2 separate regions of the Homo sapiens genome follow, and region 2 is linked to region 1. The links are chromatin contacts, found by Hi-C or POLR2A ChIA-PET in ENCODE. All regions are on one chromosome and are shown on one strand. The core of a region is the stretch at or near the end of the contact, and the rest is flanking DNA. Distances in the headings are between cores, read along the strand shown.

Region 1 (7,325 bases), core at 729-3,228:
GCCAGGCATGTGGTCAGTGCTTGGTACAAGTCAGCTATTTTTATCAGTCACCTCTGTCTCAAAGAGCTGTTCAGGGTTATGCTCGTAGCTCTAGAAAATTTTTTCCACAACCCTTTCTTGAATCTACTGGCCCAGTCCTCCATTCCTTTCTCTTCTCATGATGAACAAGTTGCCCAGAGCTGAGGGACATGTGTCTGAGATGCTAAAATTCCCTGTTTTTCTTATAAATCAGAACCCAGGTAAAATAGGTGGGGCAGATATATCCTAGGTTCTGGTCCCTTTTGCAGCTACTGAGTAGAGAAGAGAGAGAAGATAATCAGATCCCCCTCTTCTACCCTTAGTGTCATTGGCATGTTTGCATGGATATATTGGTCTCCATCAACAATTGTTCCTTAAAAGGGAGCAAGAAACCCACAAGCTAATGCCTCCATTGACCCTTATAATCACACAGTTAAACTAGGAAGTATAATTGTGCTGGCCACTGGCCCCCTGCGGATCCACGTTGCTCTTCTCCACCTGATAGGTCCTGCAGAGGTTGACCTATCCGGACTGTATCAATGGGCTACCCTGCCTTCCATCTCCCTGTTGGATTCGACCAATGGAGGGTGGAAGGAGAATGAAATCAGGGGTTTACTTGCCCAGCAGTCTCCCAGCCAGGTCGCCATGAGTTGGCAAGTCTTGTCAAGCAGCCCTTGTTTGACAAATAGCTATTGTTTACAGGTACTGGAAACTCCTCCTCCCTTGTCCTTTCAGACCAAAAGAAGATAACAGCTCCTGAATCATCACTGTTACTAGTCCTGGGTCACAGAGCTATTCCTTGCTGGCTTCCTTTACCACTCACACCTTTGTGGTCTCTTCAGTGAGCTTCCCTCAAATTACTCAGGTTGACTGTACCCTCTGTTTCCTCCTTCCTGCCAGGATCTTGACTGGTGTAGTCAGCAATGTGTTTTTACATTAGCAAGCACTGAACATTTCTAAGATTTTCATTTTCAATGTTTCCACCACAGTGTCTGCTAGCCAATGCCCTAACATTCAGTGCCAAATGCTGCCTAAGAGTAAAATAAAAAGCAAAATATTCCTCAATATGCCAGGCTCCATTCTGAGCACTTTACATAAATTAACTTATTCAATCTTCAAAGCAGCCCCATGACATAGGCACTGTTACTAACCTCATTTTACAGATGAGCAATGGAGAGAGGCAGATAAAGTACCCAGAAAGAAAGAAGTCAGAGTGTGATCATAGAGTTTAACAAGATAAAAGTGTTGGCATCCTTTTGTTTTAAACAAATCAGAAGTCACCACATCATTTGAAGAAAGGCAATTAACATGTTTTGGATGTCCAGCACTGTATATACCAATTATTTTCATAACCAGGATATTCCTCCTCCTAAGAATCCTAGGAGGGAAGCTTTTTATTCCCATTTTACGGATGCCAAGAGGCTGAGGCTCAGTAAGCTGACTGAGCCAGCAGGTGGCGCTCCACCAGAGGTGTCTGACTTCCCTGTCGTTCACAAGCTGTGCAGATGCCAGGTGGAAGCCCAGCGGGAGGCTCAAGGAAAAGAGCCTGAGCCTCACTGTATCTTCAGAAAATGGTCTGTTTTCTTTCACTTGCCCTAGAGATATCATTGAGGTCAAAACAGACAAGTGAAACGTAAGGGAATTAGCAAAGGCTTTTTTGTTGTTGTTGTCGTTCAGAATATTCTTTGACTCTCCTTTCTCTTCCCCGTCACATTCATTTAGCCTTCAAGAGTTGTCAGTGCTGAAAAATCTCTCAATTCTACTGCCTTTTTCCAATTCCACTGCTAATTCAGTATTACCCTCATTATGCCCCCTCTGTAATGTCACAGCTGCTTCCTAGGGGTTTTCCCACCTGCTATGCATTTTCTTTGTACCCAACTCATTTTCCACGTGGCAGCTGGAGTCATCTGAAAGTGCAGCTGCACACTTCTCCCCTGCTGGCTGACCCACATGATTCAGCAGGTCCAAGCTCCACATCCTGCATCCACACTCTTCCATCACAAACTCCCTTAGCAGTCCTGGTCTCACTTCAAACACCCTACTCAGCCTCTTGCCTTTGCCTGAACCTGCCCTGTTTCTTTCTCCCCACAGGGGTCTGGCCATGGAGAACCCTTGCCTTCCTACCCTGCACCTCCACTTAACTAAATTCTTCTCCTTCTTGAAACTCCTGCTCCAGTGCACTGTCCCTATTCAGTCCTCTCCAATTTCCTCTCCTCCTCCCTGCGCCTCTCCACTGCACAGCTTGTCCTTCCTCAGCAGTATTTGCCATATGCAGAACTAGCTTCAATGTAGACAAATAGGAACTGAACCACCATAGGACAGGGTTTATCCTTTCTTTATGCCCTCTTGGAAGCTGGCAGATAAGAGACAGCCAACCAACTCTGCTCAAGTGAAATCTAAGTGACAACTGTGATTATTAAGAGGAGAGCCGTGGTGTGCCAAGAGAGAAATAAGGGAAAGGAGGTAATACAATGTCTGCTTTTCTGGCACATGCTACAAAAAGCTGAGTTTCCAGCAATTTGTAAATTATTTTAATCAGAATGTGTTGAGGTTAAGGTGGCAGCTCTGAAGTTACAGTTCCTGCATCTATATTTCTTTCATTAATCCAGACTGTACAGGCAGATTCTAATGAGCCTTCCCACACTAAAGACAAAAAACATACAGTATTCAAATGAATCTAGCAAAGAATTTAAACCAGTATGCATTATGCAGTGCATTCTATAAAATAGTTGGTCTTTAGGATTGATTCAGTTCCCTCTGGCAACAGTAACTTTTAGAAAAAGATTCACAATTTGATTTAATGAAAATGAAGCCCACTTACCAATACAGTAGCCGGTTGTCATCTTGATTTCAAATAGTGCGATGCTGGCTGTGTTTCCCTGTCCTAGTACACCTTCTATTAAAATCTGCACAACATATGGGGAAGAAGGGGAGTTAGACTTCAAAACATCATGTTTCCTTGGTTCAGTATTTCAGCTATTAGTCTGGAGCTGTTCAGCCACTTAAGGCAAAACAGGATTGTTAGTCTCAGCTAATTGCTATTGGATACCAATTTCACTACGGACTTTACTAGAAGAATGTGTGTGTATATATGTGTGTGCATGCGCATGTGCACATAAACTCATACATCAAAACTTCAAGGTAAATAAGGCATCTGATAGAAGCTCAGAGTCAGCTGTCTTTTCTTCTCTTGCTATCCCAACCACCACCACCTTCAGTGCTTGTGGTAGCACTTGTGGTCCTGTTTCTGAAAGTAATCACTTTTTCTCCTGTGGTTTTAGCCCTATATTCTGCAACTATGCTGGCAGATTTAGGAGGTGATAACTGCTGGGAAGAAGTTGTTAAAGAGAGAACTCAGAGCCCCCATGCTCCATCCTCAACCACTGGCTGACAGGGAAGGACTCCAAGCAGACAGTGGGTATTGGAGAGTAAAGCATTTCAAGCCTTTCAAAGAAGTGGGATGGGATAGGAAATTGAAAGACGGATTAGGAATGGGGAATATTTTCATGATGGCTCCATTGTGTCCCCGATGAAATATTTTCAATAAACATCACACTTCATGGCCAGGTGTGTCTGGATCCCATCCTCCTTCCTTATCCAGTCCACACCCAGCTTCACCTTACATTCGCTACCTTCCTTTTCCAGGACTCCCAAAGGAACAACTTCCCTCTTTGAAAAGGAAATGGAACATGTCCTTTAAGTATCTTTTCTCTTTTAAAGTATTTTCACTTTCCTTTTATTATAATCTTTTGTTCAAAATTTGTAGCAAAGAAATGATTAAGAAGATAAACAAACACATAGCACACACAATTTAGAAGGATGAAATAAAATTATAGAAATGAGAATACTCCCTAAAGCCATAGAAAATCTATTTTCATTGAAGAGGTTGATTTAAGCCCCATTTAGATTTTTACAGAAGGCTCATTTAAATAGATGGGAAAGAAATCTGGGAAGAAGCTCTTTTAAGGAATAAACAAAATGTTAATTTCCATTGCTAATATTCTTCTATGGTATGTATCTTATGAAACATCACGTCATAATCCAGGAGATAACTAACCTCCATGTCAGAAGTTTTCATAAGATTTTAGAATAGTATAAAGCAAAGATAATAGGCCTTATATCTTTCTCCTAAACTCCACCTACCTTGAATTTCTTGGAACTGTTTTGCAAATCCAAGCTGGCTATGAGCCAGCTGTCTGAAGGTTCCTTAGCTGACCAAAGCAAGCGATCAAAGCTTTCATCTTCAAATCTCATGTAGAGGTTCAGCTGGCTGGGATCTGACAGAGACTCCGAAGATGTGGTTATCTGGTAGACCAAACGGAGGCAGCTCCATTCCTCAGCCTGTAAGTCAGGACTTAGCAGCACAGCTTTCTCCCCCTGCTTGCCAAAGGAGGTATCCACATAAATGTAATGGCCTGGAAAGAGAAAGGAACATAGGAAAAGGATCAATTTTTGTTTGCAACCTGGAAAAATACGTAACTGCAGTTAAGTAAATCTCTGGGCAGATAAACCTGCAGATATATTTTGTCAACCCACTGAAAGTTGCCTGAACACTGGATCACTGGCCTCTTTTGAAAAAATTACAAAGCACTGAGACCATGTTACCAGATGATGACAACAGGCTGGAGCTGAGTGGTGCTGCCTCTTCAGAGGGTGGCATGTGGTCTCCACTTTGCCATAATTGCCATCAGTCCCTCTTCACTCCTCACACTGAGTGTCTCTGCTTTTTATTCTTTTACACCAGGCCCATTTAGCACATTGCATTCATCTCCCTGGTCCCCATAGGCATATGTTTCTGCAGGCTGAGGGACATCAGAATCAGAAGAGCGGCATGACTGAAGTCAGAATAACTGGGTGGACTCAACCTTCTCCTTACATAGCTCTCCCCATTACCTAATGTTTCAATCTGCATTTAACTTGCATCATTATGTAGACTGAATTGATTTGGTTACCTAAGCCTGGATCTTGGGACCTAGGCAGAAAAAGTACATTGTAAGCTATTTTTTATTAAATTAGGAATAAGACTTCCTTCCCTTGACTCTTCCATGACCAAATTTCATAGTTCTGAGAAATAAATGAGGAAACACTTGCAAAACATGTAGCACAGGGCTGGGAAAGCACTGGACACTCTGGGACTAGCAATTGTCCTTCCTTCTCCTCTATCCTCACTTCTCCTTTCGGATTCCCTGTTTCCTCCTTTCTCCTTTTCCTCCTCTCTTCTGTCTTCTTATTCCCCTTTCCCCGTCCTTCTCCTCCTCCTTTCCTTTTCCTCTGTTCATTCTCCTTCCCTTCTCCCTCTACCCTCCTAATATCGACAAGTGCTTTCTGCTGGCTGTACAAGATATGAAAAGCATTTCTATAAAAGTTGGTGGGGCATTGAAGCCAAGAACCTTAACTCGAGCCTTCCAAACCCACCTCTGGCCATCTGGTTTCCTATGTCAATGATCCAATTGCCTGTGGGTCTTTGGGGACCTCCTGGGCCTTTCTGGCCTGCAGATTCTCATGCTTTCTCGGAGGGCCCCACATTCATGGCTGTCATTTAACCTGCTGTCTTTCGTCCTGTGGCTTCCACCACCCTGTGTCTGCACTTCGGTCTCCCTAACCCTAAACTCTTACGAGAAAGGATCTGAAAAGCCTCTTTGTTTTGCTTGATGTTCTTCAGCCTGTCCTCCCACGCTTGTTGTCTCAAATGCCCATCCCAGCCTGGATCCTTATATCCGTGGCGAGTACCGACAGGCTAACTGGAGCTCAGATGACGGCCATCCTCACATGAGGGACACAGTTAGGGCATTGTCTTCAGGGATCCTTTCTTGCCGACTGAAGGATTTCAAGATCAAGATCTAACTCTTCCTGGCAATCTTCTTAACATAGCAACCGCCCACTGGGTGCAGATAGCAATTGCTTCTAGATGCCAACCCAGGCACCCTTGTGGAGAAATCTGGCCCTTGCAGCAATTGCTGACACCATCATACCTCCCACGTACAGGCGACACTCACTGCAACTCAGGCCCAAGTGCTGTTCTAAGTGCTTCACGTGCATTTCCAAGGTGAAGGCCTTGTTGGGTTTGACTATTCTAAGCTGGGGCTCTTGAGGCCAACCCTTTTTGGATAAAAAGTGCTGCTTCTTGTGGCATGAGGAATGTATTAGCACCATCCTCTTTCCCCACTCTTTGCTACTGCCCCAAAAGAAGGGACTTCAAGCAGGCTGGATTGGGGGAGATCACGTGAGTACCTCAAACCTTTTCCGAAGAAGTAGAGAGTTGGACATGGAGTATAAAAGAGGAAAGAAACAAATAAAGACCTTGCTATGTCCTATCAACATTCATATCAAATACCAACTTTGCTGCCATGGGAGGCTCAATTTTCCCTGGGTACTTCCCCAGCCTCCCCTTTTCTCTCCCTCCCCTTTTCCTTTCCCCACTCCAGAAAGGGACAACTCAAAGCAATGCTCTTAAAGTTGAGCCCAGAGTCACCTGGATATCTTGTTCAAATACACATCCCCAGGCCCACCCCTTGAGTTTCCAATCCAGTAGAGCTGGGGTGATGCTGCATTTCTAACAGATTGCATTTCTTGGATGTTCCAGGTGATACTGTTGCTACTGGTCTTTGAGAACTGCTGACTTACAATGTATGGACAGGTAAATAGGGTTCATTCTCCAGCCACCTCTCATCTACCAAAGAAAGTGCAGGCTCCTGTAGCATGTAAAGGAGGTAGGCAACGGTTCTGCTGGAAGGTACAACTCGAATTTAAGTGAATGTGTGTTAAAGCAGGTGCACAGAGTCCATCTGCTGGTGATTATCTTGGCTTTTCAGTGAGTGCCATAAAAAAATTCTCTTGACATTCTCTCTCACCTGATCAGATTTTACTATAAGCTTATGCTAATGTTCTCTTGTCAAGAACCTTTGAGAGCACACACTATATAAAATGTACTATTTAAAATACCTAGATTTTATTCTGTGTGATGAAAGTCGGTGCTATTCATTGAGTGATTTTGACATCTTAGCCATAAATGTGGGTTATTTTAAAATATTGGAATTTTGCATTTAAATTAAAGATCTCATATTTGTTTTTAGGTCACGCCATGTGAACGTGCCTCTTAGCAGCATTACAGTCCATGCAAAGATGTATCTACCCAGCTGATTGGATGCAATCCACTCAGCAGAATGATGCATTTTCCTAGACCTAATCATTAGCCCAAGCACCGCCCACCTCCACTATCACTGCCAACTTCAAGACTAATTTTCTAAATTAATCACTACGTTTTCCAGGCCTGCTCTGGATACAGCCTTAGAATCCTTCTAAACATA
Region 2 (6,631 bases), core at 235-2,734, 49 kb before region 1:
AAAGACCCATCTGATTTAATTCAACTTTTGGCTCTTACAAGCGACAGAGATCAAGCAGCTTCCAGCTTTTCTCAGTGTGAAAGTCTTTCTGCTCCCAGGAGCCTTCAGGTCTGGGCTAGGGACCACACTGTGATAGAATACAGGCCTGTAGCTGAACTTTTTCATTGCTATTTGGATGGTAAACATCCAAACCTCTCAACTCAAAGATTTCAGAAATCTGCTTTATTTTCTGATCTTTAGGCCACTGTAAGGGGAGGGGAGGTTCCAGAAGGGACCACAGAATCAGCTATTTTTTAGAATGAAGAACAGGTCCAGAGAGCCTGTGATAGCAGCTCACACAACAGCCAGTTGCAGACTCGGGTATGAAACATTACACCCCTTCCTGATCCCTGATAGAATGTATTTCATTATACAGCCCCCTCATTTTCCCTATTTTGCTTTAGGTATCTTAAAATACGATTCTGAGAGACATGATGCAACTCCCCAGTTAATAGCATGGGACCAAACATTTCTTTGACTTGTGTTTACAACAAGCTTCCTGTCATTTTGCCTTACGTTTGTTGATGGAGTATTTTGGTAACTCAGCACAGGAGCCTGACTCTTACATAGATTGTGGCTGATTTTCAGAACTGGCTAATGTCGAACCAGCCATAGTATCTCCTCCTTTCCACAGCAGCTCTTCCCTCACCTCAGCCACGTCCTTCTCACCCTTAGCCGAAGACATCACTGCCCTGCTCTGCGCTGAAAATGTAGGCCCCCCAGAAAGAATGCTCACAGCTTCTCCGACATCCACATCTACACCCTTATCTTCACTTGCACCCATTTTCACTTTTCCCCCTTGTTTTGAGAGCAAAGTGTGTCTGATTGCAAAGTTCATGTTCTTTTCATGGTGGGACAGAGAAGACTAATCCTACACAATTAATGTTGAAGATGCAAGTGGAAAATAAATGAGAAAAACCTCTGAAAAAAATGAACATTAGACAAAGCTAAGATGACATCATTTTTAATGTTTTAGTCTCTAATTCCCCACCCTAATAATGAAGACATTATTATATTTAATTACCCCATAAAGCTTTCATTATCACTGAAGGAAAATAGGTGCAAATGCCTTCCTGATTTTTACATGTACTCCTCAAGAGGGCAGGTGACCATCTGGTGACTTCTGTTTTTTGTTCTTTTTTTTTTCTGGAGACAGGGTCTCCCTCTGTTGCCCAGGCTAGAGTGCAGTAGCGCAATCACGGCTCACTGCAACCTCTCCCTCCTGGATTCGAGGGATTCTCGTGTCTCAGCCTCCTGAGTAGCTGGGATTACAAGCATGCGCCACCATGCCTTGCGAATTTTTTTACTTTTAGTAGAGACAGGGTCTTACCATGTTGGCCAGGCTGGTCTTGATCTCCTGGCCTCAAGTGATCTGTCTGCCTCACCCTCCCAAAGTGCTGGGATTACAGGTGTGAGTCACCGTGCCCAGCCAGTCTGGTGATTTCTAATAGGCCTCCGGGCTGCCTGTGATTTTGTGTAAAAAAAATCAGTGCTGGGCTAAAAATACAATGTGGTTTCTCTCTGGCCCACCTCCCATAGGGAGTTCTCCTGGTCAAACACTGCCCTGACAAATGTAATGTAATAAAATGTAAAGACCAATTTAATTGTCATGTCCAAGGACAGGCATTATAATTGGAGTCATTGTTGTGGCTCACTTGGAGTTACAAAAACGTCAGTCCTGCCAGAAGATAGATTTATAGAATGCAATCCACAAACAGCAAAAAGGAAGAATCTAGGTCCTCCTCTTGCCTCTCAAGGGCTCACTCTGCTCTAGATGAACCCCTCCTGGGCCTGAAGAAGACAGCAAGCACTTTTAGCAATCCTTTGCTAATAAGAATGCTGACTTTGCCCTACCCACCTCTGAGACATAGAGGCAATTAGCCTGATTTTCATTGATTCCCAAGCCAAAGTGTAGATCCATGAAGTGAAGAAGAGCTGCAGTTTAAAGCTTACATAACTCTTACCCCTTTTTAACCTATGCCACACTTATTTAACCAACTCCTAATAACAGACAATATGGTAGTTTCCACTCTCTCAGTATTATAAATATTACTGGAATGAACGATTATAGCTAAATCTTTGTGCATAACCATGATTATTTCCTTATGATAAATCCCTAGATGTAGAATTGTTATGTAATAAAGTATGCATGTTTGAGCGCTTCCTTTTTTATTCATGTAATTAAATTGTTATTAAAACATTGTGCCAATTTACCCTCATATAAGAGCACATGATAATCCTTATTTCCTTGCATCCTCACCTTTCCAGGGTAATGTTATACGTGTGTGTGTGTGTGTGTGTGTGTGTGTGTGTATTATGCATGCACACATATATGTTTATATATATACATATACAGTCATACACTGCATAATGACATTCCAGTCAATGATGGACTGCATGTACAATGGTAGTTCCATAAGATTATACTACCATATTTTTACTGTACTTCTGTCTCTTTAGATATGTTTAGATACAAAAATACTTACCATTGTGTTGTAACTGTTGCCATTATTTAATACAATAACATGCTGTATAGGTTTAAAGCCCAGGATCTGTAGGCTATACCATACAGTCTAGGTGTGTAGTAGGCTATACCATCTAGGTTTGTATAAATATTCTATGATATCCTCACAAGGACAAAATTGCCTAACAAACACATTTCTTGGAATGTATCCTTATCATTAAGTGATACATGACTGTATATACATATATAAGTACATTTGAATGTATTTATTCAATTATCAATTAAAAATTTTTTCACTTTAGAAAACATTAATATGTATACATATGTATAGTACATATATTGAAAAATAAATCTTTCACTTAGACCAGAAAACATTTATATGTATATATGTACATATTATATATATTTAAAAATAAATATTTCACTTTAGACCCAAATATGCATATATGTATATATATAAATGGGTATATATATTTATACTTGCATCTAAAGTGAAAGATTTATGTTTTAATTCATAAATTGAACAATACAAACAGTGTACAGTATAAATACAGCAATTAATACAAACATCATACTCCAGGGTATTATGTTTTTAAAATATTTTGATAGACAAATGTATTATTTCATTACTTTTAAGATTTCTTTGGCTGGGTGTGTTGGCTAACACTTGTAAAGCACTTTGGGAGGTCATACATGGGTGGATCGCTTGAGCCCAGGGGTTTGAGACAAGCTGGGTAATAGTGAGACCACATTTCTACAAAAAATGCAAAAATTAGCTGTACATGATGGTGCACACCTGTACTTCCAGCTACTTGGGAGGCTGAGGTGGGAGGATCACCTGACCTTGCAGAGGTCAAGGTTACAGTGAGCTATGATCACACCACTGGACTCCAGCCTGGGTGACAGAGTAAGACCCTGTCTAAAAACATAATGTCTTTGATTATAATGAGGTTGGGTATATTTGTGCATTTATTTTCTGGTTATATTTCTTTTTTTCTGATTTGCCTGTATATATCCTATCCGCTTTCCTATTGCTTAGTTTACCTTTGGCTTATTGATTTATTAGATTTATATATTTATTTTAAATGTATTAAGACTTTGTTGCATATGTTGCAACCTTTTTTTCCCCCTCTGACTTGACATTTGCCTTTCAGATTTGTTTATGTGGCATTCCTCGTTTGAATAAAGCAGAACCAAATGTCTTGGTTTGAAGATTGAGATGAAATGGGAGGGCCACAAATAGTAATTTATCTTTGAGCATCGTATAGATAAACATGTAACCTGATACTAAACAAAAGTAAATGCTCATGGACTGTCAGTGATGTGGTGGGATATGCCAGAGGGAAGTGATTTGTGGACTCACTGGAGAGAGACTTCTACTAGAAGTAAGTACTAAACAGATAGTGCAGAAAATATCCAGAGAAAGACATATAAGAGGAGGAGGGAAAGGTAGGCATATCTATGCAAAAGGAAATAAGGTATGTTTCCTCTGGTGAAATTAGAGAGTCTTTATTAATGTGTGAATTGTCAATTTCTAATTGCATGAGTTGAGCTTATAGCTCTAGAGGCCAGCAAATACTTATTTGGTCTATGAGCTCAGAAAACCAGAGGATCCCCAGAGAATCTCAATGCGAGCATCAAAAAATAATGTGGCATCACCTAGAATTTGGGAAAATATTTCTTTAAAATGCAATGACTGTACGGCTGTGAAATATTCACAAGATAGAAGTTTGGAAGTGGGGAAGGGAAGTGGTATTTTCAGGTTCATAAACAAACTTTGGAATAAATGTTTGCCTAATTAAGCTTATTAGTAAAACTATAGGGAAAGAATGCCTGGTCTGTCTTTTCGGATGTCTCCATATTGCTGGGAGAACAAATTGCTGATCCAACAATGTTCCATGAAATTACTCAGAAAACTCACGAAAGAATGGACTGACATAAACACTATGTTCGTGTAAAGTATGTGTCAGCAACTACCAGTTGTGCTAATCTATCTTCCCAGTAATTTTCTCATAAGTTGGCATGAAACACAGAAGGTCTCAACAAATAACTGAAAGGAAATGAAACAGAAGGAAAACAAGAGTATCTCAGCCTGCCTTACTCATATTTAAAGCAATGTAGAATTCATGAACTCACAAATGATGCTGAGTTTAGCTTGAAAAACTCAAGAGTAGGTTCCTTTTCCATACTTAGCTCCTTATTCTTTGACATGAAAACTTATTCCACTTGACAGTATAATTTTCCTTGTTCTGTGTACAAAGCCACCTTAATCTGCTCTATAATGTGTTGATTATCTTGTCAGTAATTAATGACCTTTCTATTTCTACTTTGCTCTCAGCTGCTCTGCTTTAATAATGCTGGGACATTAATATCCTGAAGCAGTTCTCTTCCAGTGTTCCCAGACATCATGAAATGTGATAGGAAATTCACCTCCTCTCATGTGTCTTGTCTACACATTGGTTTTCTGCTTCCTTAATCTCTTTATAGCAGGGTGTCTGGCTGTTAAATAGCCAACTATTTATAAATCTCTACAGAAACTTTCTAGACTTGCTCTTCTATTCGAGTGAACTTCTAGAGCTGCCTTTAAAATTTCAGAACCCTAGGTATTTTACATGTAATCATATTGTCATTCTGTAAGGGCATAGTTAAAAAGATTTTAAAAGTGGAAATTTGAATCAAAGACTTAAATTTCAACTTTTTTTTTCCTAAAAGGGAAAGATTTTTGTAAGAGAAAATGAAGGAGTAGAGAAAATTACCAACAAGAACCATGTTGCACAATGTTAAAACACAGTTTCTGCTATTAAGATGCCAAAAATATAACAGGAGGTAGAAGAGACCTAGAAGTCATTTTAAAACATGTCCTTGTTTCACAGAAAGGTGACATGACATTCTGATTTACATAGTAAATGCTAGAGTCAGGGCAACTCTTTATATTCCTGAACTAGAGCTCCTTCATTACACAAATACCATTCCAACAAGTAAAACCCAAGTCAATGACTTATAAAAGATTCAAAGAGGAAGAGGCATTTGAGGTAGACATTGAGAGAAGCATAGGACTTTCCTGGGTATGTATAATGATTTCTGCAACAAGATCAATGAGATATACTTTGCTGTTGATAAACGCTGAGGGAGCATTGGAGGAGGAAGGCAGAGGGCAGAAGACAAGGATTTGAGGAATGAGAAGCCACACTGGAGTGAAGACAATAATTGAAGATACATCTTTCCAGAAGTTTGGAGGCTGAAGGAATGGGAGGGATTGGCAACTTAAATGGGTACTGAGATGAAAGGAAGGTTTATTGTTCATCGGTGTCGAATGCAGGAGACTAACATATATTGGCAGTATGCAAAGGACTAATGGAGATTGAAGATTTACGAGAGAGGGAATAATTTATGAAATAAGTTCCCAGAGGAGGCAAGAAGGTGAGATCAAATGCCTAGATGGGCAGGTTGGTTTTGACGAAGAGCAAGGATAATACTTTCTTTGTCAGATTGATCAGGAGATGAAGAGAGGCAGGTGAAGATTCAGAGAGGAACAGAACTGAAGGAGCTTGTGTTGGATGCCTTTATCCTTTGGGAGATGAACCCATGAGATCACATCCTAAGAATGAGGCAGGGAGGGTCAAGTTGGAAATTTGCGAGTGAAAATAGACCTGAATATCTGGGATGGGGGACGAGGAAAAGTCAACAAGAGATGAGATGCATAAAAGGCTTTCCCAGCAGAATGGAGGGGACAGTGGAGATTAGTCTTATTTTCTCCAGCTGTGCTGAGAAGACTGGGGTAAAGATGAAAGCTACCCTGGGTTTCCAGGCATTAGGAGGACCAAGGTGGAGAAGCCAGGAAGACCTGCAGGTGGGGAGGGTATGACGTGGAAGCAACCACATCACTGACCATGATCGCAGAATGGAGGCTGGATAAGCTGTGTTGTGGGGCAGGGAAAGGATTGGGATTTGCATGGGGGCTGGTAAAACTTGATTTAGGTTCTTGGGAATAGGAAAAGGCACAGTTTAAGAATGGGAAGCTGTTTCAAAGGGAAGAATCACAGTTCTTGGTTTTAGTAAATACCATCATAAAAAGTTCCAAAACAAGCCAAGCACGGTGGCTCACGCCTGTAATCCCAGCACTTTGGG

The links. Hi-C counts contacts between places; a loop is a spot of excess contacts on that map. ChIA-PET counts read pairs that join two places held with the same protein, here RNA polymerase II (POLR2A). Pooled maps may share reads with other maps.
Region 2: a loop to region 1 is called in a map of heart left ventricle, with 5 times the contacts of the local background. The contact joins two enhancer-like sites. A Hi-C loop is called at or near these places in 1 of 168 maps with a recorded cell type or tissue (heart left ventricle) and 1 of 50 pooled maps. POLR2A ChIA-PET finds 5 or more read pairs at or near these places in 2 of 52 experiments (PC-9 and activated T-cell).

What each region holds. Positions count from the first base shown.
Region 1 is chr9:70,105,319-70,112,643 of GRCh38, reverse strand. It overlaps MAMDC2 (MAM domain containing 2), which reads right to left. Exons shown (of 14, transcript NM_153267.5): 3 at 4,162-4,433; 4 at 2,840-2,924. Among named protein-coding and RNA genes, the nearest start is that of MAMDC2, 65 kb to the right of the region's middle. Within about 2 kb of position 1,978, at least 10 of the 41 ENCODE cell types and tissues checked have a DNase peak (open chromatin) inside an H3K27ac peak, as active enhancers do.
Region 2 is chr9:70,154,769-70,161,399 of GRCh38, reverse strand. The region is part of intron 9 of MAMDC2 (MAM domain containing 2); the gene reads right to left. MAMDC2-AS1 (MAMDC2 antisense RNA 1) reads left to right here. Exons shown (of 4, transcript NR_040076.1): 3 at 3,658-3,888. Among named protein-coding and RNA genes, the nearest start is that of MAMDC2-AS1, 18 kb to the left of the region's middle. Within about 2 kb of position 1,484, at least 2 of the 41 ENCODE cell types and tissues checked have a DNase peak (open chromatin) inside an H3K27ac peak, as active enhancers do.